Regions from separate parts of the Homo sapiens genome. Here region 2 is linked to region 1. A link is a loop called in an ENCODE intact Hi-C map of the cell type or tissue named here. Cell type or tissue: thyroid gland. All regions are shown on one strand. Each heading gives the region's core, and the rest is flanking DNA. Links, peaks and the distances in the headings are about the cores only. Region 1 holds the start of CNOT10-AS1 (CNOT10 antisense RNA 1). Region 2 has its middle 19 kb from the start of CCR4.

Region 1 (10,798 bases), core at 2,712-7,711:
GCAAATAAAAATCACAATGAGATAGCACTACACATCTTACTTCCCTATTAGAATGAGTAAAGTAAAAAGTGCCTATAACAGGCCAGGTGCTGGGATGCCTGTAATCCCAGCACTTTGGGAGGCCGGGGTCGGTGGATCACGAGGTCAAGAGACTATCCTGGCCAACATGGTGAAACCCCGTCTCTACTAAAAATACAAAAATTAGCTGGACGTGGTGGTACACATCTGTAGTCCTAGCTACTCGGGAGGCTGAGGCAGGAGAACTGCTTGAACCCAGGAGGCGGAGGTTGCAGTGAGCCGAGGTCATGCCATTGCACTCCAGCCTGGCAAAAAAATAAAATAAAATAAAATAAAAAATAAAATAAAAACCTACAACACACACAAATATCAAAACAAGTATGTGATGAAAAAATAAATTTTTTTAAAAAAGAAAATAAGAAATATTGTGGTAAAGAAACTGGATCACTCATACATCACTGGTGGGAATGTAAAATGGTATAGTCACTCTGTTAAAAGAGTTTGGCAGTTTCTTTTCTTCTGTTTTTTTTTTTTTTTGAGACGGAGTCTCGCTCTGTCGCCCAGGCTGGGGGGCAGTGGCACGATTTCGGCTCACCACAACCTCTGCCTCCTGGGTTCAAACGATTCTCCTGCCTCAGCCTCCAGAGTAGCTGGGACTACAGGTGCACGCCACCATGCCTGGCTAATTTTTTGTATTTTTAGTATAGACAGGGTTTCACTATGTTGGCCAGGCTGGTCTTGAACTCCTGACCTCGTGATCCGCTCGCCTCGGCCGCCCTAAGTGCTGGGATTACAGACGTGAGCCACCACGCCTGGCCTTGGCAGTTTCTTAAAATATTAGACATGTAACTCCCCTACTATGCAGCACTGTTGGACGTTCATCCTGAGAGACAAAGATTTATGTGCACATAAATACCTGTGAATATTTCTAGCAGCTTTATTTGTAACAGCCCCAAACTGGAATGGAATAAAGCTAGATGTCCTACAAAAGGTGAATGATTAAACTGAGGTACAATCATACCATGGAATAATACTCACCAATAAAAAGGAACAACAATTGATTTACTCAGCAAACTTAAATGAATTTTCCAAGAATTATACTGAATGAAAAAAATCAATCCCAAAAGGTTACATGCTGTATGATTCCATTTATATAACATTTTTGAAAGACAAAATTATAGAAATTAAAAAGAGATTAGTCGTAACCAAGGGTTAAATAAGGGGCAGGAGCAGGAGTGGAAGTGGGTATGGCTATAAGAGGGCAATATGAGGGATCTTTCGTAGTAATAAAAATGTTCTGGGTTAGGCACGGTGGCTCACAACTATAATCCCAGTGCTTTGGGAGGCCAAGGTGGGAGGATTGCTTGAGGCCAGAAGTTTGAGATCAGCTTGGGCAGGACATCAAGACCCCACACCTACACAAATTTTTTTTTTTTTTTTTTTTAAGACGGAGTCTCGCTCTGTCGTCCAGGCTGGAGTGCAGTGGTGCGATCTCGGCTTATTGCAAGCTCCGTCTCCCAGGTTCACGCCATTCTCCTGGCTCAGCCTCCCGCGTAGCTGGGACTACAGGCGCCCGCCACCACGCCCGGCTAATTTTTTGTATTTTTAATAGAGACAGGGTTTCACCGTGTTAGCTAGGATGGTCTCGATCTCCTGACCTTGTGATCCACCCGCCTCGGCCTCCCAAAGTGCTGGGATTGCAGGCATGAGCCACCGCGCCCAGCCACAAAATTTTAAAAAAATTTTAAGAAATTGAATGTAATGAAAATATTGTAAAACAAAAAAAGTTCTGTATCTTTACTGTATCAATGTCAATATCTTGACTGTGATATTGTACTAAAGTTCTTTTTTTGTTTTGAGACAGAGTCTGTTGTCTAGGCAATAGCACGATCTTGGCTCACTGCAACCTCCCTCCGCCTCCCCGGTTGAAGCGATTCCCCTGCTTCAGCCTCTCGAATAGCTGGGACTACAGGCACACGCCACCACACTCAGCTAATTTTTGTATTTTTAGTAGAGATGGGGTTTCACCATATTGGTCAGGCTAGTCTTGAACTCCTGACCTCGTGATCCGCCCACCTCGGCCTCCCAAAGGGCTGGGATTACAGGCATGAGCCACCGCACCCAGCATGTACTAAAGTTCTGTAAGAAGTTGCCTTTGAGAAAACTGGGTAGAGGGTAGATGAGGTCTCTGTATTATTTTTTATTTTTAGAGACAGAGCCTCGATCTGTCATCCTTGCTGGAGTTTGATGGTACAATCACAGCTTACTGCAGCCATGACCTCCAGGGCTTAAAGTGATCCTCCCACCTCAGCCTGCCAGCTACCTGGAACCACAGGCATGCAACATCACGCCCAGATAATTTTTTTTCTTTTTTTCTTTCGAGACGGAGTTTCACTCTTGTTGCCCAGGCTGGAGTGCAACGGCGCGGTCTTGGCTTACTGCAACTTCTGCCTCCTGGGCTCAAGTGATTCTCCAGCCTCAGCCTCCCAAGTAGCTGGAATTACAGGCACCCGCCACCACACCTGGCCAACTTTTGTATTTTTAGGAGAGATGGGGTTTCACCATGTTGGCTAGGCTGATCTCGAACTCCTGACCTCAGCTGATCTGCCTGCCTCTGCAGCCCACCAATGTGCTGGGATCACAGGCATGAGCCACTGCACCTGGCCTAATTTTTTGATTTTTTTAGAGACAGGGTCTCACCATGTTGCCCAGGTATCTGTATTACTTTTTAGACTATTATGTGAATCTACAATCGTCTCTAAATGAAGTTTAATTTTGAAAAAAAAGACACTATGGAGTGAAATAAACAAATAAAACATAACTGTTTGTGGAAGGAAGTCACAGCAGGCTTAAAGGGAACTGTGTAGAAAAGGACCTTTATCTAAAAATCAGTGACCAGCATAAGAAGTTAAAAAAAGAGCAAAATAAACCAGAGTTAGTAGAAGAATAAAATAAAGAGCAGAAACGAAATAGAAAACAGAAAATGAAGTAGAAGTCTATTCTCTGAAAACATCAATCCAATATGTAAATTGCTAGCAGGATTGCTTAGGGAAGAAAGGAGAGAAAGCAAGAGATCCCACAAATATCACAAATGAAAACTGGCCGGGCGCAGTGGCTCATGCCTGTAATCCCAAAACTTTGGGAGGCTGAGGCGGGTGGATCACCTGAGGTCAGGAGTTCGAGACCAGCCTGGCTAACATGGTAAAACCCCGTCTCTACTAAAAACACAAAAATTTAGCCAGGCGTGCTAGCAGGCACCTGTAATCCCAGCTTCTTAGGAAGCTGAGGCAGGAGAATCGCCTGAAACTGGTAGGCAGAGGTTGCAGTGAGCCGAGATCATACCACTGCACTCCACCCTGGGACAGAGAGTAAAACTCCAACTCAAAAAAAAAAAAAAGAAAGAAAATAGAGGTATAACTGCAGATTCTACAGACATTAAAAAGGTAAAAAAAATATTATGAACAATGTTATGCCAATAAATTTGACAACTTAGAAAATTCCTTGAAAAATAAAACTTAACCAAACTGAGATAAGATGAAATACAGGCCGGATGCTGTGGCTCACGCCTGTAAACCCAGCACTTTGGGAGGCCGAGGTGGGTGGATCACGACGTCAGGAGATCGAGACCATCCTGGCTAACACGGTGAAACCCTGTCTCTACTAAAAATACAAAAAATTAGCCCTGTGTGGTGGCAGGCGCCTGTAGTCCCAGCTACTCGGGAGGTTGAGGCAGGAGAATGGTGTGAACCCAGGAGGCGGAGCTTGCAGTGAGCCGAGATCGCGCCACTGCACTCCAGCCTGGGAGACAGAGCGAGAATCCATCTCAAAAAAAAAAAAAAAGAAATATAAAATCTGAAAAAAGTGTTGTTGAACAAGTTGAATTCATTATCAAAAATCTTCCTGCAAAGAAAATCCTAGGCTAGATGGTTTCACTGGTGCATTCTATCAAATACTTAAGGAAGAAGTAATACCTGTCCTTTTTATTAGTTCAGGGCTACATGTGCAGGTTTGTTATATGGTAAACTTGTGTCATGGGGGTTTGTTGTACAGATTATTTTGTCACCCAGGTACTAAGCCTAGTACCCAATAGTTATTTTTTCTGATCCTCTACCACCCTCCACCCTCCAGGAGGCCTTAGCGCCCGTTGTTCCCCTCTTTGTGTCCATGAGTAATACCTATCTTACACAGACTCTTGCAGAAAACAGAGGAAGATGAAGCACTTCTCAACTCATTTATATGGTCAGCATAATCCTGAAACCAAATCTGACAAAATCATTTCTAGGAAAGAAAAGTATGGACCAATCTTCCTCACGGATATAGAAGCACTTATTCCCAACAAAGTATTAACAAATCAAATCTAAAAATTTATACAAAAGAAAATACATTCTGACCAAGTAGGGTTTATCACAAGATTGAAAGATTGGTTTAACATTTGATCAGTGTAATTCATCATATTAACAGTATCAACAAGATAAAAAAGAATGTGTTCTTTTTTTTTTTGAGACAGAGTTGCTCAGGCTAGAGTGCAGTGGCACACTCACTGCAACCTCCGCCTCCCGGGTTCAAGCAATTCTCCTGCCTCAGCCTCCCAAGTAACTGGGATTACAGGCGCCTGCCACCACGCCCGGTTAATTTTTGTATTTTTAGTACAGACAGGGTTTCACTATCTTGGCCAGGCTGGTCTCGAACTCCTGACCTAGTGATCCACCAGCCTCGGCCTCCCAAAGTGCTGGGATTAGAGGTATGAGCCACTGTGCCCAGCCATGAATATGTTCATTTCAATAGATGCAATGCTAATTTTGTTTAGATACTCACTTTAAGTTTTCTAATTCCTGTTTTCTCAATGGAGAAGAAGGTGGAGCTGGAATGAATTTATCTCCATCATGGCTTTTACTGCTAAAATAGAGGTAAGAGTCTTAATTATGAAGAGCAACAAATAAATAATTAAACGTAAAATTTTGTTTCCCTGTCCTTACTCCCAACTTTTTTTTTGAGACAGAGTTTTGCTCGTCGCTCAGGATGGAGTGCAATTGCACGATCTCAACTCACTGCAACCTCTGCCTCCCAGGTTTGAGTGATTCTCCCGCCTCAGCCTCCCAAGTAGCTGGGATTACAGGCGCACACCACCACGCCCAGCTAATTTTTTGTATTTTTAGTAGAAACGGGGTTTCACCATGTTAGCAAGGCTGGTCTCGAACTCCCGACCTCAGGTGATCCACCTGCCTTGGCCTCCCAAAGTGCTAGGATTTACAGAGGTGTCTCACCTCGCCCGGCCTCCCATGTAACTTTTTACAACAAAAGTGTAAAAGAGTTAAACAATGGAAATACTTAGTAATTTGGTAACACTAACATGTTAAAGCTATATTGTATATTAGTTTCTTCCCCCACTGCCCCCACCCCTCCAATACTGCTTTAAAAAATCTCTAACTGAAAACAGTATCTTTACTACAAAAGGGAAATAACTGAATATTTTCGCGCATTTCTCATTATTCTAATTACCCTGACCCCTCAACCCCTGCCTTTTCTTGAGACTGGGTTTTTGAGACTGTTGCCCAGGCTGGAGTGCAGTGTGGCATGATCATAGCTCACTGCAGCTTCAAACTCCTGGGCTCAGGCGATCCTCCTACACCAGCCTCCCAAGTAGCTGGTACTAATGGTGCCTGGCACCACACTCAACTAATTTTTTTATTTCTTGTAGAGATGGGGTCTCATTATGTTGGACAGGCTAGCTTCGAACTCCTAGCTTCAAGCAATCCTTCAGCCTTGGTCTCCCTTAGCACTGGGATTACAGGTGTGAGCCACCATGCCTGGCCCAAATTTTCTATAGTAAATATGTATTGATTGCTATTATAATCAAGAAAAAATGCTGGGATGGGAGATGTAAGTTTAACGATGCCATGTATAAAAAGCAGAATTTCCAGCTGGGTGTAGTGGCTCATGCCTGCAATCTCAGCACTCTGGGAGGCCGAGGAGGGAGGATCACTTGAGGTAAGGAGTTCAAGACCATCCTGGACAACATGGCAAAACCCTATCTCTACTAAAAATACAAAAATTAGCCGGGCATAGTGGCGCTGGGCCTATAATCCCAGCTATTTAGGGGGTTGAGGCAGGAGAATCGCTTGAGCCTGTGAGGTGGAGGTTGCAGTGAGTTGAGATCGTGCCACTGCTTTCCAGCCTGGGTGACAGAGGGAGACTCTGTCTCAAAAACAAACAAACAAACAAAAAACAAAACAAAAAGAAAACAAAAGAAAAGAAAGAAAGAAAAAAGCTGAATTCCCTATATATAATGGTATGTGTTTTGTCCTTACCAAAAGTTCTCCCAATTTCTATAGTCACATAATTTTTATTTACTTATTTTTAATTTTTTTGAAGAGATGGGGTCTTGCTATGCTGCCCAGACTAGACTTGAACTCTTGGCCTCCTCCAGCACCCTGCCTAGATTTGCATAATTTTGAATTTATACTAGAAAACCAGAAATATACAAAAATATTCTGGAGGTTAGTGATTATAGTATATTAAGAGGATAGACAGAGGATAATAAGAAATAAGCAGCTTTAGGAGTCAAGTGTTTATTTTAATAAATTTTCTGTTTTTTTGAGATGGAGTCTCATTCTGTCACCAGGCTGGATGGAGTGCAGTGGCATGATCGTGGCTCACTGCAACCTCTGCCTCCCGGGTTCAAGTAATTCTCTTGCCTCAGCTTTCCCAGTAGTGGGGATTATAGGTGCCCACCACCACGCCCAGCTAATTTTTGTATTTTTAGTAGAGACGGGGTTTCACCATGTTGGCCAGCTGGTCTTGAACTCCTAACCTCAAGTGATCTACCCATCTTGGCCTCCCAAAGTGCTGGGATTACAGGCGTGAGCCCCCACACCTGGCCAAATTTTTTTTAAAGCTGTCTGACAACAGGACTTCTTACAAATATCCCTCTTGTCAATGAAAAGCTGCTACTTTCTTTTTTGAGATGAAGTCTCACTCTGTCGCCAAAGCTGGAGTGCAGTGGCACAATCTCGGCTCGCTGCAACCTCTGCCTCCTGGGTTCAAGCAATTTTCTTGCCTCAGCCTTTTACAGGCAGGCATGAGCCACTGCGTCCGGCCAAAGCTGCTACTTTCTACTTTTCTTTTTCAAGGATCTCTCCTAACTTAGCCTTCACCTTATTTCTCTCTTCCAGAAAGACTCAGAAACATAAATACTTTCCTTTCTTGTTACGCAAAACAGAATTTCAGAAATTCAGGTTGAAGATTTTAGGAATTTACTTAAAGAACAAAGGGTTTACTAAAGAAGTCCTGAAAGGATTTTGCCAAAGGAGGTCACAAGGATTAGAATACCTGCAAGTTTCACTGCTTTCGCTGCTCTCTGTGTTCCCACCTAATTGATTACTATTTTTAGCCCCATTTTCCTGCTTTGGATCTTGCTGTTCTTCAGGTAGCAGCAACAAGGCATTTCTGAGACATATGGCTGCAAACTCCATACTGGCTACAGGAATGGCCGAAGACTGCCCATCACTTAAAAGAACAAAACCAAATTAGCTAAGTGGATAAAATATTTTAAAATAAGGCTCTTTTATTATGAGGAATAAAACCAATTGATTATAAATGAAAGCTATGCCTTTTGATAGGTAGAAATTTTAATATAAGCAGTTATAAAAGCATGCTAAAGAACCCAAATCCTAAGTATAGGTTGTAAATAGTATAAATAATGGATTGCAAGTATATAAATTACATACACTGTGTCTCTAGGAATGAGACCAAGGAGAAGAGATAATTTGATGTATATCACAATGTTAATGTTAACATACTAGAGAAACTGCAGACAAGGGCAACTGTAATGAGGGCAAGGAGAGGTATACTAAGAATGGGACGAAAGGGAAGAAAACAGATTTTCACGTTTGAGCCTTACTTTGGTTGATCCTTGCTTTCAAAAATGCCTCTATACACTTTGAAACACCAACATTACTTTTTGTCTTATAATTTCATTGACATTTTATACAACTTTCTGTTGGTTTGATATACCCAAAGAGAATCTTTACTAGAGAAAAATAAAATTTTGAAAAGTAGTAACAACTTTGAAATTGCTTTAAAACTTTGAAATGCTTTATCATAATAGTTTTAAAAAATATTCTTGCATTATAGTTTAACTAAATTAAGACTAAATTATTGTGTATCAGATATTTTTTAAACTGTGGAAAAACTTTTAAATGGTAGAGAACAATTTTCTTCTTTGACAAAAACAAATTAAGGCAGCTAATTATTTGCAAAGTTTGCCACTTTACAAATAATGGCAATTCCAAATTGTCAAATGAAGATTATACATGTGACAGCTTCTATACTGCTTTGGTTGCTTTATGTTTTAATACACCTTTTTTCTCTGAATAGTAAGAATTCCCTTTCATGTATTTTCAGTCCTAGGGACTATAAGAAAATACCCAAATGAAAAGTATCAATGATAACCAAAAGTACATAAAAAGGAAATACCAAGATGCCCTCTTCTGGACATTCTTAATAATGGCACTGAACAGACTAGGGTTTCCTAGGCCATCAATAATTGCAGCACCCATGGATGTAATAAACCAAAATCATGTTAGATAACATTCACTATGGACCTATACATGAGGGTCTGTTTGTTGAAATAGCAATAAAATCTAGTTACAAAGTGGTTCCTCCTATGCAATGATAAATCCTAATCATACTTTTATATATAAGTAACATTATGTAAACTAGTATTAAATATATATACACTTTTTCTTTGCAAAATACTTACTTATAAACAGTATTCTGTATAGACTGTGATGCCAAAACTATTTTACGATGATAGCCTTGACCAACAATAGACTGTACAATTCCTTTTTTGCTGGGAAGGCCTTTAGTTTCTTGTTCAGAAGTCTACAAAATACAAATAATTTCCAATAAATTTAAGGGAATTGTAAGATGTGGTATAAAAAATGAGGGAATATCTCTCACAATTACTCTAAATTTAAGAAAGTTCTTAAAGTCAATGAGGACTTTTTTTGGTGATAATGGAAACATGTTTGGTATTAGTGGAAAAAGTATATAAGGCTGAAAATCTGGGATATGTGCTACATTTTGTTTACATGAGATTGGAGAAAATTCTACGAACAAAATCCAATTCAATTATGTCCCAATAATTTATTTAGAATCATTTACTTAGAATATTCTAGACCTCCAGTACCATGCTACATGTTACAGGTACTTTGACATCAGAGTAAGGAAAATAAGAGAGCCCAAAATAGTGTAAAAGAAAAAGGAAGTCGCTCCACTTCCTAAACACAGATCATTTCCTTCTTAATTCAAAGTATTAATTACATTGTCAACAATATATAAACTTTAATAAGCTGTACGTGGTAAAAATTTACATGGACACAATACTTGCCTTCTAGGAAATTAAAATCCCCAAACCAAATGAATAAACATTAAACTGAAAATAATAAAAGCTACTTACACATACATAGTACTTTAGGATATTTGATTAAGATGTATTATCTCACTACAGAGCTCACAGTGATAATTTGATTAATGATCCCCCTTCATTCTAAGTCTCTAATTTGGTTGGGTGCAGTGGTTCATGCCCGTAATCCCAGCCCTTTGGGAAGCTAAGGCAGGAGGATCACTTGAAACCAGGAGTGTGAGACCAGCCTGGGCAACATAGTGAGACCCCCCTGTATCTACCTTTTTTTTTTTCCTTTCTTTTTTTTCTTTTTTAAGACAAGGTCTGGCTCTGTTGCCCAGGATGGAGTACAGTGGCATGATCTCGGCTCACTGCAACTTCGGCCTCCTGGGCTCAAGTGATCCTCCTGCTTCAGCCTCCCAAGTAGCTGGGACTACAGGTACAGGTGTGTGCCACCATGACTGGCTAATTTTTCTATTTATTTTTTTTAGAGACAGGGTTTTGCCAAGTTGCTGAGGCTGGAAAATTTTTCTTTAGGCTTGGGTGCAGCGGTGTTGTCTCGGCTCACTGCAACCTTCACCTCCTGAGTTCCAGTGATTCTCTTGCCTCAGCCTCCCGAGTAGCTAGGATTACAGGCGCCTGTCACCACACCTGGCTAATTTTTGTATTTTAGTAGAGATGGGGTTTCACCACATTGGCCAGGCTAGTCTCAAACTCCTGACCTCAAGTGATCCGCCCGCCTCGGCCTCCCAAAGTACTGAGATTACAGGTGTGAGCTACCGCGCCCAGCCAGAAAAAATCTTTTATTTATTTATTTTTTTGAGATGGAGTATCACTCTGTCACCCAGGCAGGAGTGCAGTGGCACAATCTCGGCTCACTGCAACCTCCGCCTCCCAGGTTCAAGCAATTCTCCTGCCTCAGCCTCCTGAGTAGCTGGGACTACAGGTGGGTGCCACAACAACCTGGCTAATTTTTTGTATTTTTAGTAGAGATGGAGTTTCACCATGTTAGCCAGGATGGTCTTGATCTCCTGACCTTCTGATCCACCCGCCTCAGCCTCCCGAAGTGCTGGGAATACAGGCATGAACCACTGCTCTAGGCCAAATCTAAAAAATAAAACTAAGCTGGGCAAGGTGGCTCACACCTGTAATCCTAGAACTTTGGGAGGCTGAGGCGGGTGGATCGCTAGAGCCCAGGAACTTGAGACCAGTGTGGGCAATGTGGTGAAACTCCACCTCTACAAAGAAATACAAAAATTAGCCAAGTGCGGTCATGCATGCCTATAGTCCCAGCTACTAGGGAAGCTGAGGAGGGAAGATCGCTTGACACCAGGGAGGTCGAGACTGCAGTGAGCCATGATCACGCCACTGCAC
Region 2 (10,798 bases), core at 2,008-7,007, 200 kb before region 1:
AAATAGTTCCCACAGCGTGGTGGTAACTATTTCTGTGTGACATGAGGAGCCACCACCAGGAAGGGAGCTGGAAAGAAATCTCATTCCTGCACCTCTGAGAATCCTTGGGTGGGACCTGTGGAGGCAGGAGGTGGCTGTGGCAACTGGCAGAGACTGCGGAGGCGCACCATGATCTGTTGCTGCCATGTTTTTTTTGGTCTAGCGTAAAAAGAGAAGGAAAAACTGTCAGAAAATAATAGCACTGGCTCGGTGTGGTGGCTCATGCCTGTAATCCCAGCACTTTGGGAGGCCGAGGCGGCCAGATCATTTGAGGTCAGGAGTATGAGACCAGCCTGGCCAACATGGTGAAACTCCATCTCTATTAAAAATACAAAAAATTAGCCGGGCGTGGTGGCATGCCTGTAGTCCTAGCTACTAGGGAGGCTGAGGTATAAGAATCGCTTGGACTCGGGAGGTGGAGGTTGCAGTGAGCCGAGATCGTGCCGCTGCACTCCAGCCTGTGTGACAGAGTGAGACCCTGTCTCAAAAAAGAAAAAAAAGAAAAAAATAATAGCACCATGTTGAGCCAAATAGTGGGGCCATAAACTGCAAAACCCAGGCTTTCAACAAAGAAAAGTGAGCCTGTTTAGAAACAGTAGAAGAAACCCAGGGCCAGCCCCTTAGGATTACTCCTTCCTCAGAGTCCTCGGGTGTCAAATACTGTCTCTCCCATCCCTTGGGAGTAGATATCCTTTTCCTCCCCTCATCCCTCTCCCCCAGCCTCCTTTAGCCCCTGTCATTTCCTGGACACTCCCACATCAACACTCAGCCACTGACCCTGCGTAAATATTAGCACCACAGGGTTAAGGGCTGGGATGTACTAAGCCTTCCTAAGTGCCAGATGTCAGTGTGGAGAGGGAAATGAAATATGAATGGCTGAACATTGTCACTGTGGTTCTCTCACTGCATTTGGACATTTGGACATTCCAAAGAACATTCCAAGATAAGTGATACTTAATGTGAAATTTAGTTTTTAAAAAGCTTTTTTAGAGAGACAGTATCTGTGTCACCCAGGCTGGAGTACAGTGGTGCAATCACAGCTCATTGCAAACTCAAACTTCCTGGGCTCAACTAATCCTCCTGTCTTGGCCTCCCAAAGTTCTGGAATTACAGTAATGAGCCATGTGCCTGGCTGAAACTTAATTTATTTTGATTCAAAATATTTTCAAAGGCCAGGTGCAGTGGCTCACGCCTGTAATCCCAGCACTTTGGGTGGCCAAGGTGGGTGGATCACCTGAGGTCAGGAGTTGGAGACCAGCCTGGCCAACATGGTAAAACCTCATCTCCACTAAAAATAAAAAAATTAGCCGGGCATGGTGGCACATGACTGTAATCCCAGCTACTCAGGAGGCTAAGGCAGGAGAATCACTTGAACCCAGGAGGCAGAGGTTGCATTGAGCCGAGATCGTGCCATTGCACCCCAGCCTGGGCAACAGAGCAAGACTTCGTCTCAAAAAATACGTATTTTTTTCATGTAATATTAATGATACTTAAACAAAATAACTTTTTCTTTCTCTGAAAATATTTATAACTTTATATAACAAAATATCACAAAAATGATAACAGGAACATCTCATCAAACCACAGTGTGTTTCTATGTGTGTGCCTAAGTATACACATACCTTTGAGAACCAAAATCACTTATGTGAACAATATTTACAACACACAACAAGCAGATGTAATCAGTTCGTGTAATAAAATATATCCATGGCACAACAGTTTGTCTCAATTATAAAACCCATCATCTACCATCGTTTTAGGATCCAGGCTCATTTCCTGTATGAGACATGAACACATTGTTAAAAATTCCAAGATGTATTTCTTTGGGTCTCCTGGTTTTATTAAAAAAAGGAAAAGAGATATGTCATTAATTACTGAGTGCTGGTAAATGATCCTACTTGCATATAATTGAGAAGTGGGATCAATTTGGTTAAGGTTCAGTCAAGTTGAATTGTGAGATTTAAGAAAAATGTGAAATTTTTCACATTTCATTATGCAATATCAAAACCTCACTGTAAGAGTTTTTTGTTACTGTTGTAACAAACAACCACTACAAAATTCAGTGGCTTAAAGAACGTTAATTTACCATCTTACAGTCTGGCAGGCAGAAATCAGAAATCAGTTTCTCTGGGTGTTAGTAGGGCTGGTTCCTTCTAGAGGTTCTAGGGAAGAATCTGTTTCCTTGTCTTTTCCAGCTTCCAGTGGCCACCTACATTCCTTGGTTCATGGCCTCTTCCTCCGTCTTTAAAGCCAGCAATGTAGCATCTTCTCTCCTCTCTTAACTCATGCCTTCTTTTTACAAGGACCCTTGTTATTACACCTAACCCAGGTTCCTTTGGAATGTAGAGAAACACATTCACTGGTTCTGGGGATTAGAACATGGACACCCTTGGGGGCCATTATTCTGCCTACCGTATGGGATTCAGTAATGTCACACTGATCTCATCAGAAAATTCTTCCTGGCAAGTGGTCATATTCATGATAACAAATACAAATTTTCTTAAAGTATAATTTTTGCTTGAAAGCTCAAATTTTACCAGTGGCGACAAACATTATCAGTTGTTTCACTTGAAATCACAAGCTTATTTTATTTATTTTCAATAAAATATCTACCAAACACCTTGTTTAAAGAATCATAAAGGGGCCCGGTGCAGTGGCTCATGCCTGTAATCCCAACATTTTGAGAGGCCAAGGCAGGTGGATTGCTTGAGCCCAGGAGTTCAAGGCCAGCCTGGACAACATGGGAAAACTCCATCTCTACAAAAAATACAAAAATTAGCCAGGCGTCGTGGTGCATGCCTGTAGTCCCAGCTACTCAGGAGGCTGAAGAAGGAGGATCACTTGAGCCCTGGAGGCAGAGGCTGCAGTAAGCCAAGATCCCACCACTGTACTCCAGCCTGGGTGACAGAGCCAGACCCTATATCAAAAAAAAAAAAAAAGAAGAATCATATATGGTTTGTCATTTTTTCAAGCAAAATGGAGTTCCATGTGAATTCAAGGGTAGAGATAAAAAAATTACTTTTTCCTACTTTATCAAAGAGATTATTATCATTATTATTATATATATGTATTTTTTTGAGATGGAGTCTTGCTCTGTCGCTGGAGTGCAGTGGCGCGATCTTGGCTCACTGCAAGCTCCGCCTGCTGGGTTCACGCCGTTCTCCTGCCTCAGCCTCCCGAGTAGCTGGGACTACAGGCGCCCGCCACCACGCCCGTCTAATGCTTTGTATTTTTTAGTAGAGAGGGGTTTCACCGTGTTAGCCAGGATGGTCTTGATCTTCAGACCTCGTGATCCACCCGCCTCGGCCTCCCAAAGTGCTGGGATTACAGGCGTGAGCCACCGCTCCCGGCCTATTATCATTATTATTATTACAGACAAAGTCTTGCTCTGTCACCCAGGCTGAAGTGCAGTGGCACAATCATAGCTCACTGTAACCTTGAACTCCTGGGCTCAAAAGATCCTCCTGCCTCAACCTGCCAAATAGCTAAGGACTACAGGTGCGTGCCACCACACCCAGCTAATTTTTTTTTGAATTTATTTTTTATAGAGATGGGGTCTTGCTAGGTTGACCAGGATGGTCTTGAACTCCTGGTCTCAAGTGATTCTCCCGCCTCGGCCTCCCGAAGTTCTGGTATTATAGGTGTGAGCCACCGCACCTGGCCCTGCAAGGACATTATTAAGTGAAACTGGTTCTGGGAGTGCACAGCAGTGAAGAAAGTACATTTTTAAGTTCAGTTTGGTGGTTGTGCCTTGATTTGTCCAAAGATCCTCAGTGGTTTTGCCCGCCATCAGAGCAAATATCAACAGAGTGAAAAAGATAAAGTTATAGTATTATTAGGAATACAGTTTTGATATCATGGATACTCAGGAAGGGATCTCAGGGACCTCTTTCCCCCCATTCCCCCCAGGATCCATAGACCACACTTTGAAAATTGCTGTTTTAGGGAAATGAAACCTGCCAGCAGATGGCAGCAGGTACAGCAGCATTTTCCAATTTATATTGACCAGTATTTAGAAAATTGATTTCATGATAAATTTACAATTTTGCCTTTAAAACTCACAGACAACATTTCATTTCAGAAAATATTTTTAACTATATAAAAGAATTCCACAAAATAAATGCTACTTCAGCTCACAACTTAAATTATCCAAGAACTTTTTCTTTTCTTTTTTCTTTTTTTTTTTTTGAGACAAGAGTCTCGCTCTGTCACCCAGGCTGGAATGCAGTGGTGCGATCTTGGCTCACTGCAACCAACCTCCACCTCCCAGGTTCAAGCGATTCTCCTGCCCCAGCCTCCCAAGTAGCTGGGATTACAGGCACGCGCCACTACGCCCAGCTAATTTTTGTATTTTTAGCAGAGACAGGGTTTCACTATGTTGGTCAGGCTGGTCTCGAACTCTTGACCTCGTGATCCGCCTGCCTCGGCCTCCCAAAGTGCTGGGATTACAGACGTGAGCCACCGTGCCCAGCCTATCCAAGAACTTTTTCTTTCTCCCTTTCTTCCTTTCTTCCTTCCTTCCTTTCTTTTCTTTCTTTCTTTTTTTTTTTCAGAGTCTTGCTCTGTCACCCAGGCTGGAGTGCAGTGGTGCTTTCTTTCATGGCTTATTGCAGCCTTGACCTCCCAGGCTCAAGCAATTCCCCGACCTTTGACTCCCAAGTAGCTGGGACTACAGGCACATGCCACCATGCACAGCTAATTTCTTTTATTTTTGGTAGAGATAGGGTCTCACTAAGTTGCCCAGGCTGGTCTTAAACTCCTGGCCTCAAGCAATCCTCCCACTTTGTCCTCCCAAAGTGGTGAGATTACAGGTGTGAGCCACTGCACCAGGCCCCAATAACTTTTTCTTGAGACAACCATCATATTTCAGCGCAGTCAGGACATCACAGCTGCAGGTTCTGCATCCTCAAATTCAACCAAGAAAGAATGGAAAATATTTGAGAAAAAAATTTACAAATTAAAAATAAGCTAGGGGCAGTGGCTCACGCCTGTAATCCCAACACTTTGGGAGGCCGAAATGTGAGGATTGCTTTGGGAGGCTGAGGTGGGAGGATTGCTTGATGATGATAGGACTGTATACCTCGAAAACCCTAAAGACTTATGCAAAAGGCTCCTAGATCTAATAAATTCAATAAAGTCTCAGTTTACAAAATTAATGTACACAAATCAGTAGCACTACTGTATGCCAACGATGACCAAACTGAGAATCAAATCAAGAATTCAATCCCTTTTATAACAACTGAAAAAAAAAAAAAAAAAAAACCCAAAAACAATACCCTAGGAGTGTACTTAATCAAGGGAGGTGAAAGATCTCTACAAGGAAAACTACAAAACATGCTGAAAGAAATCATAGATGACACACAAAAAAATGGAAACATATGCCATGTTCATGGATGGGAAGGTAATATTGTGAAAATGACCATACTACCCAAAGCAAACTACAGATTTTATGCTATTCCTAACAAAATATCATCATCATTTCTCACAGAACTAGAAAAACAACCCTAAAGTTCGCATGAAACCAAAGAAGAGCCTGCATAGCCAAAGCAATCCTAAGCAAAAAGAACAAATGTGGAGGCATCACATTACTGGACTTCAAATTATACTACAAGACTGTAGACTACAGTACTGTAGTACCAGTACTACTGGGACTAGTATAAAAATAGGCACTTAGACCAATGGAACAGAATAGAGAACCCAGAAATAAAACCAAATACTTACAGCCAATTGATCTTCAACAAACCATACAAAAACATAAATTGGAGAAAGGATACCCTATTCAATAAATGGTGCTGGAAGGCCAGGCATGGTGAGTCATGCCTGTAACCCCAGCACTTTGATTACAGGCCGAGGTGGGCAGATCACAAGGTCAGGAGTTTGAGACCAGCCTAGCCAACATGGTGAAACCCCATCTCTACTAAAAACACAAAACTTAGCCAGGTATGGTGGTGGGCACCTGTAATCCCAGCTACTTGGGAGGCTGAGGCAGGAGAATTGCTTGAACCCGGGAGGCAGAGGTTGCAGTGAACCGAGATCGCGCCACTGCACTCTAGCCTGGGTGACAGAGCAAGACTCCATCTCTAAAATAAATAAATAAATAAATAAATAAATAAATAAATAAATAATGGTGCTGGGAAAACTGACAAGCCACATATAAAAGACTGAAACTGGAGGCCAGGCGCAGTGGCTCACACCTGTAATCCTAGCACTTTGGGAGGCTGAGGTGGGTGGATCGTGAGGTCAGGAGTTCAAGACCAGCCTGGCCAAGATGGTGAAATCCCAGCTCTACTAAAAAAATACAAAAAATCAGCTGGGCCCAGTGGCAGGTGCTTGTAATCTCAGTTATTTGGGACGCTGAGGCAGGAAAATCGCTTGAACTTGGAGGGTGGAGGTTGCAGTGAGCTGAGATCGTGCCACTGCACTCCAGCCTGGGCAACAGAGTGAGACTCCATCTCAAAAAAAAAAAAAAAAAAAGAGTGAAACTGGATCTCCATCTCTCGCCCTATACAAAAATCAACTCAAGATGTATAAAGACTTAAATCTAAGACCTGAAACCATAAAAATTCTGGAATATAACATTGGAAAACTTTTCTGGACATTGGCCTAGGCAAAGAATTCATGACTAACACCCCAAAAGCAAATGTGACAAAACCAAAAATAAATAAATGGGACCTATATTAATCCGTTTTCACACTGCTGATAAAGACATACCTAAGATAGAGCAATTTACAAAAGAAAGAGGTTTAATTGGACTTACAGTTCCACATGGCTGGGGAAGCCTAACAATTATGGCTGAAGGCAAGGAGGAGCAAGTCACGTCTTACATGAATGACAGCAGGCAAAAAGAGAGAGCTTGTGCAGGGGAACTCCTCTTTTTAAAACCATGAGATCTCATGACACTTATTCACTGTCATGAGAACAGCACAGGAAAGACTTGCCACCATGATTCAATTATCTCCCACAGGAATTCAAGATGAGATTTGGGTGGGGACACAGCCAAACCATATCATCCTGCCCCTGGCCCCTCCCAAATCTCATCTCCTCACATTTCAAAACCAATCGTGCCTTCCCAATAGTCCCCCAAATCTTAACTCATTTCAGCATTAACTCAACAATCCACAGTCCAAAGTCTCATCCGAGACAAGGCAAGTCTCTTCCACCTATGAGCTTGTAAAATCAAAAGCAGGTTAGTTACTTCCTAGATACAGTCAAGGTACAGACATTGGGTAAATACAGCCATTCCAAATGGGAGAAGTTGGGCAAAACAAAGGGGCTACAGGTCCCATGCAAGTCCAAAATCCAGTGGGGCAGTCAAATCTTAAATCTCCAAAATGATCTCCCTTGTCACCACGTCTCACATCCAGGTCATGCTGATGCAAGATGTGGGTTCCCATGGTCTTCAGCAGCTCCGCCCCTGTGACTCTGCGGGGTACAGACTGTCTCCCAGCTGCTTTCCTGGGTTGGCATTGAGTGTCTGTGGCTTTTCCAGGCGCATGGTGCAAGCTGTCAGTGGATCTACCATTCTGGGGTCTTGAGGACCCTGGGGACTGGTGGCCCTCTTCTCACAGCTCCACTAGGTGGTACCCCAGTAGGGATTCTGTGTGGGGACTCTGACCCCACATTTCCCTTCCACACTGCCCTAGCAGAGGTTCTCCATGAGAGGCCCACCCCTGCAGCAAACTTCTGCGTGGACATACAGGCATTTCCATACATTTTCTGAAATCTAGGCAGAGGTTCCCAAACCTCAGTTCTTGACTTCTGTGCACTCAACACCACATGGAGGTTGCCAAGGGTGGGGCTTATACCCTCTAAAGCCATGGCCTGAGATCCACATTGGCCCCTTTCAGCCACAGCTGGAATGGCTGGGACATAGGGCACCAAGTCCCTAGGCTGCACACAGCACAGGGACCTTAGGCCCAGCCCACAAAACCATCCTTTCCTCCTAGGCCTCTGGGCCTCTGATGGGAGGGACTGCCATGAAGACCTCTGACATGCCCTGGAGACATTTTCCCCATTGTCTTGGGGATTAACATTTGGTTCCTCGTTACTTATGCAAATTTATGCAGCCTTGAGTTTCTTCGCAGTATATGGGATTTTCTTTTCTATCGGATTGTCAGACTGCAAATTTTCTGAACTTTTATGCTCTGTTTCCCTTATAAAACTGAATGCCTTTAATAGCACCCAAGTCACCTCTTGTATGCCTTGCTGCTTAGAAATTTCTTCTGCCAGATACCCTCAATAATCTCTCTCAAGTTCAAAGTTCCACAAATCTCTAGGGCAGAGGCAAAATATTGCCAGTCTCTTTGCTAAAACATAACAAGAGTCACCTTTGCTCCAGTTCCCAAAATTTCCTCATCTCCATCTGAGACCACCTTAGCCTGGATTTCATTGTCCACATCATTATCAGCATTTTGGTCAAAGTCATTCAACAAGTCTTTAGGGAGTTGCAAACATTCCTACATTTTCCTCTCTTCTGAGTCCTCCAAACTGTTCCAATCTCTGCCTGTTACCCAGTTCCAAAGTCATTTCCACATTTTTGGGTATCTACTCAGCAACACCCCACTCTACTGGTACCAATTTACTGTATTAGTCTATTAGTACAGGCTGCTGATAAAGACATACCTGAGACAGGGCAATTTACAAAAGAAAGAGGTGGCCGGGCGCAGTGGCTCACGCCTGTGATCCCAGGACTTTGGGAGGCCGAGGTGGGTGGATCACGAGGTCAGGAGATTGAGACCATCCTGGCTAACATGGTGAAACCCTGTCTCCACTAAAAATACAAAAAAAAAAAAAAAAAAAAATCAGCCAGGCATGCTGGTTGGTGCCTGTAGTCCCAGCTACTTGGGAGGCTGAGGCAGGAGAATGGCATGAACCCAGGAGGCGGAGCTTGCAGTGAGCCTAGATTGCGCCACTGCACTCCAGCCTGGATGACACAGTGAGACTCCATCTTAAAAAGAAAAAAAAAAAGAAAGAGGTTTAATTGGACTTATAGTTCCACATGGCTGGGGAAGCCTCACAATCATGACAGAAGGCAAGGAGGAGCAAGTCATGTCTTATGTGGATGGTAGCAGGGATAAGAGAGAGATCAGATCTCGCCGTATGCAGTGGCTCACACCTGTAGTCCCAGCACTTTGGGAGGCCGAGGCGAACAGCCTCCCAAAGGTCAAGAGATCGAGACAATACTGGCCAACATGGTGAAACCCCATCTCTACTAAAAATACAAAAATTAGCTGGTGGGGGTGGTGTGCGCCTGAAGTTCCAGCTACTCTGGAGGCTGAGGCAGGAGAATCGCTTGAAACCAGGAGGCAGAGGTTGCAGTGAGCTGAGATCGTGCCACTGTACTCCAGCCTGGCAACAGAGTGAGACTCTGTCTTAAAAAAAAAAAAAAAAAAAAAAAAAAAGTCAGATCTCATGAGACTTATTCACTATCCTGAGAACAGCATGGGAAAGACTTGCCCCCCATGATTCAATTATCTCCCACTGGGTCCCTCCTACAACATGTGGGAATTCAAGATGAGATTTGGGTGGGAACATAGCCAAACCATATCAGGACCTAACTAAACTAAAGAGCTTCTACACAACAAAAGAAATAATTAACAGAGTAAACAGACAACCCACAGAGTGGTAGAAAATATTTGCAAACTATGTATCTGACAAAGGATTCGTATCCAGAATCTACAAGGAACTCAAACAAATCAACAAGGAAAAAAACAAATAATCCCATCAAAAAGTGGGCAAAGGCCATGAACAGTCATTTCTCAAAAGAAGATATACAGCCAACAAACATATGAAAAAATGCTCAACATCACTAATCATTAGGGAAATGCAAATTAAAACCGTAATGAGATACCACCTTACTCCTACAAGAATGGCCATAATTAAAAGTCAAAAAACAATAGATGTTGGCATGGAGGTGGTGAAGAGGGAACACATTTACACTGCTAGTAAGAATATAAATTAATACGACCTCAAAGGAAAATAGTATGGAGATTCCTTTAAAAAACTAAAAGCAGGATCTACCATTTGATCCAGCAATTCCAGTACTGGGGATCTACCCAAAGGAAAAAAAGTCATTCTATGAGAAAGACACACGCAGACACACATTTATAGTGGCACAATTTGCAAATGCAAAGATAACCAACATAAGTGCCCATCAACTAAAGAGGGGATAAAGAAAATGTGGTATGTATACACCATGGAATACTACTCAGCCACAAAACGGAATAAAATAATGTCTTGTGAGCCAACTTGGATGGAGCTGGAGGCCGTTATTCTAAGTGAAGCAACTCAGGAATGAAAAACCAAATACCGTATGTTCTGGCTTATAAGTAAGAGCTAGGCTATGAGGACGCAAAGAGATAGAGTGATATAATGGAGTTTGGGGACTTGGGGTGGGGAGGTTGGGAGGAGGGTGAGGGATAAAATACTACATATCAGGTATCATGTACACTGTTTGGGTGATGGGTGCCCTAAAATCTCAGAATTCGCCATTGTAGAATTCATCCATGTAACCAAAAACCATTTGTACCCCAAAAGTTATTGAAATAAACCAAAAACCATTTGTACCCCAAAAGTTATTGAAATAAACCAAAAACCATTTGTACCCCAAAAGTTATTGAAATAAAAATAAATAAATAATAAATAACAATACAACAATAAAAATAATACAAATAAAAACAATTCGGTATAACAACTATTAAAATAGCACTTGCACTGTATTAGGTAAAATAAGTAATCTAGAGATGACTTATGCATATTG

The links. A loop is a pair of places that touch in the nucleus more often than their neighbours do. Peaks named below come from ENCODE experiments on the same cell type or tissue, not always from the same donor. Only the 100,000 strongest peaks of a DNase experiment are listed, where the experiment ranks them.
Region 2: a loop joins it to region 1, with 5 times the contacts of the local background. A loop is called at or near these places in 76 of 110 quality-filtered maps.

What each region holds. Positions count from the first base shown.
Region 1 is chr3:32,731,526-32,742,323 of GRCh38, reverse strand. It overlaps CNOT10 (CCR4-NOT transcription complex subunit 10), which reads right to left. Exons shown (of 19, transcript NM_015442.3): 11 at 8,780-8,901; 12 at 7,348-7,524; 13 at 4,834-4,914. CNOT10-AS1 (CNOT10 antisense RNA 1) reads left to right here and starts at 4,867. Exons shown (of 2, transcript NR_046718.1): 1 at 4,867-4,925. In thyroid gland, for the core only: no CTCF peak of the experiment used is centred there; no DNase peak of the experiment used is centred there.
Region 2 is chr3:32,927,543-32,938,340 of GRCh38, reverse strand. No RefSeq gene overlaps it. Among named protein-coding and RNA genes, the nearest start is that of CCR4, 19 kb to the left of the region's middle. RefSeq lists a silencer at 1,352-1,549. In thyroid gland, for the core only: a CTCF peak has its summit at 3,996 (motif pointing right); no DNase peak of the experiment used is centred there.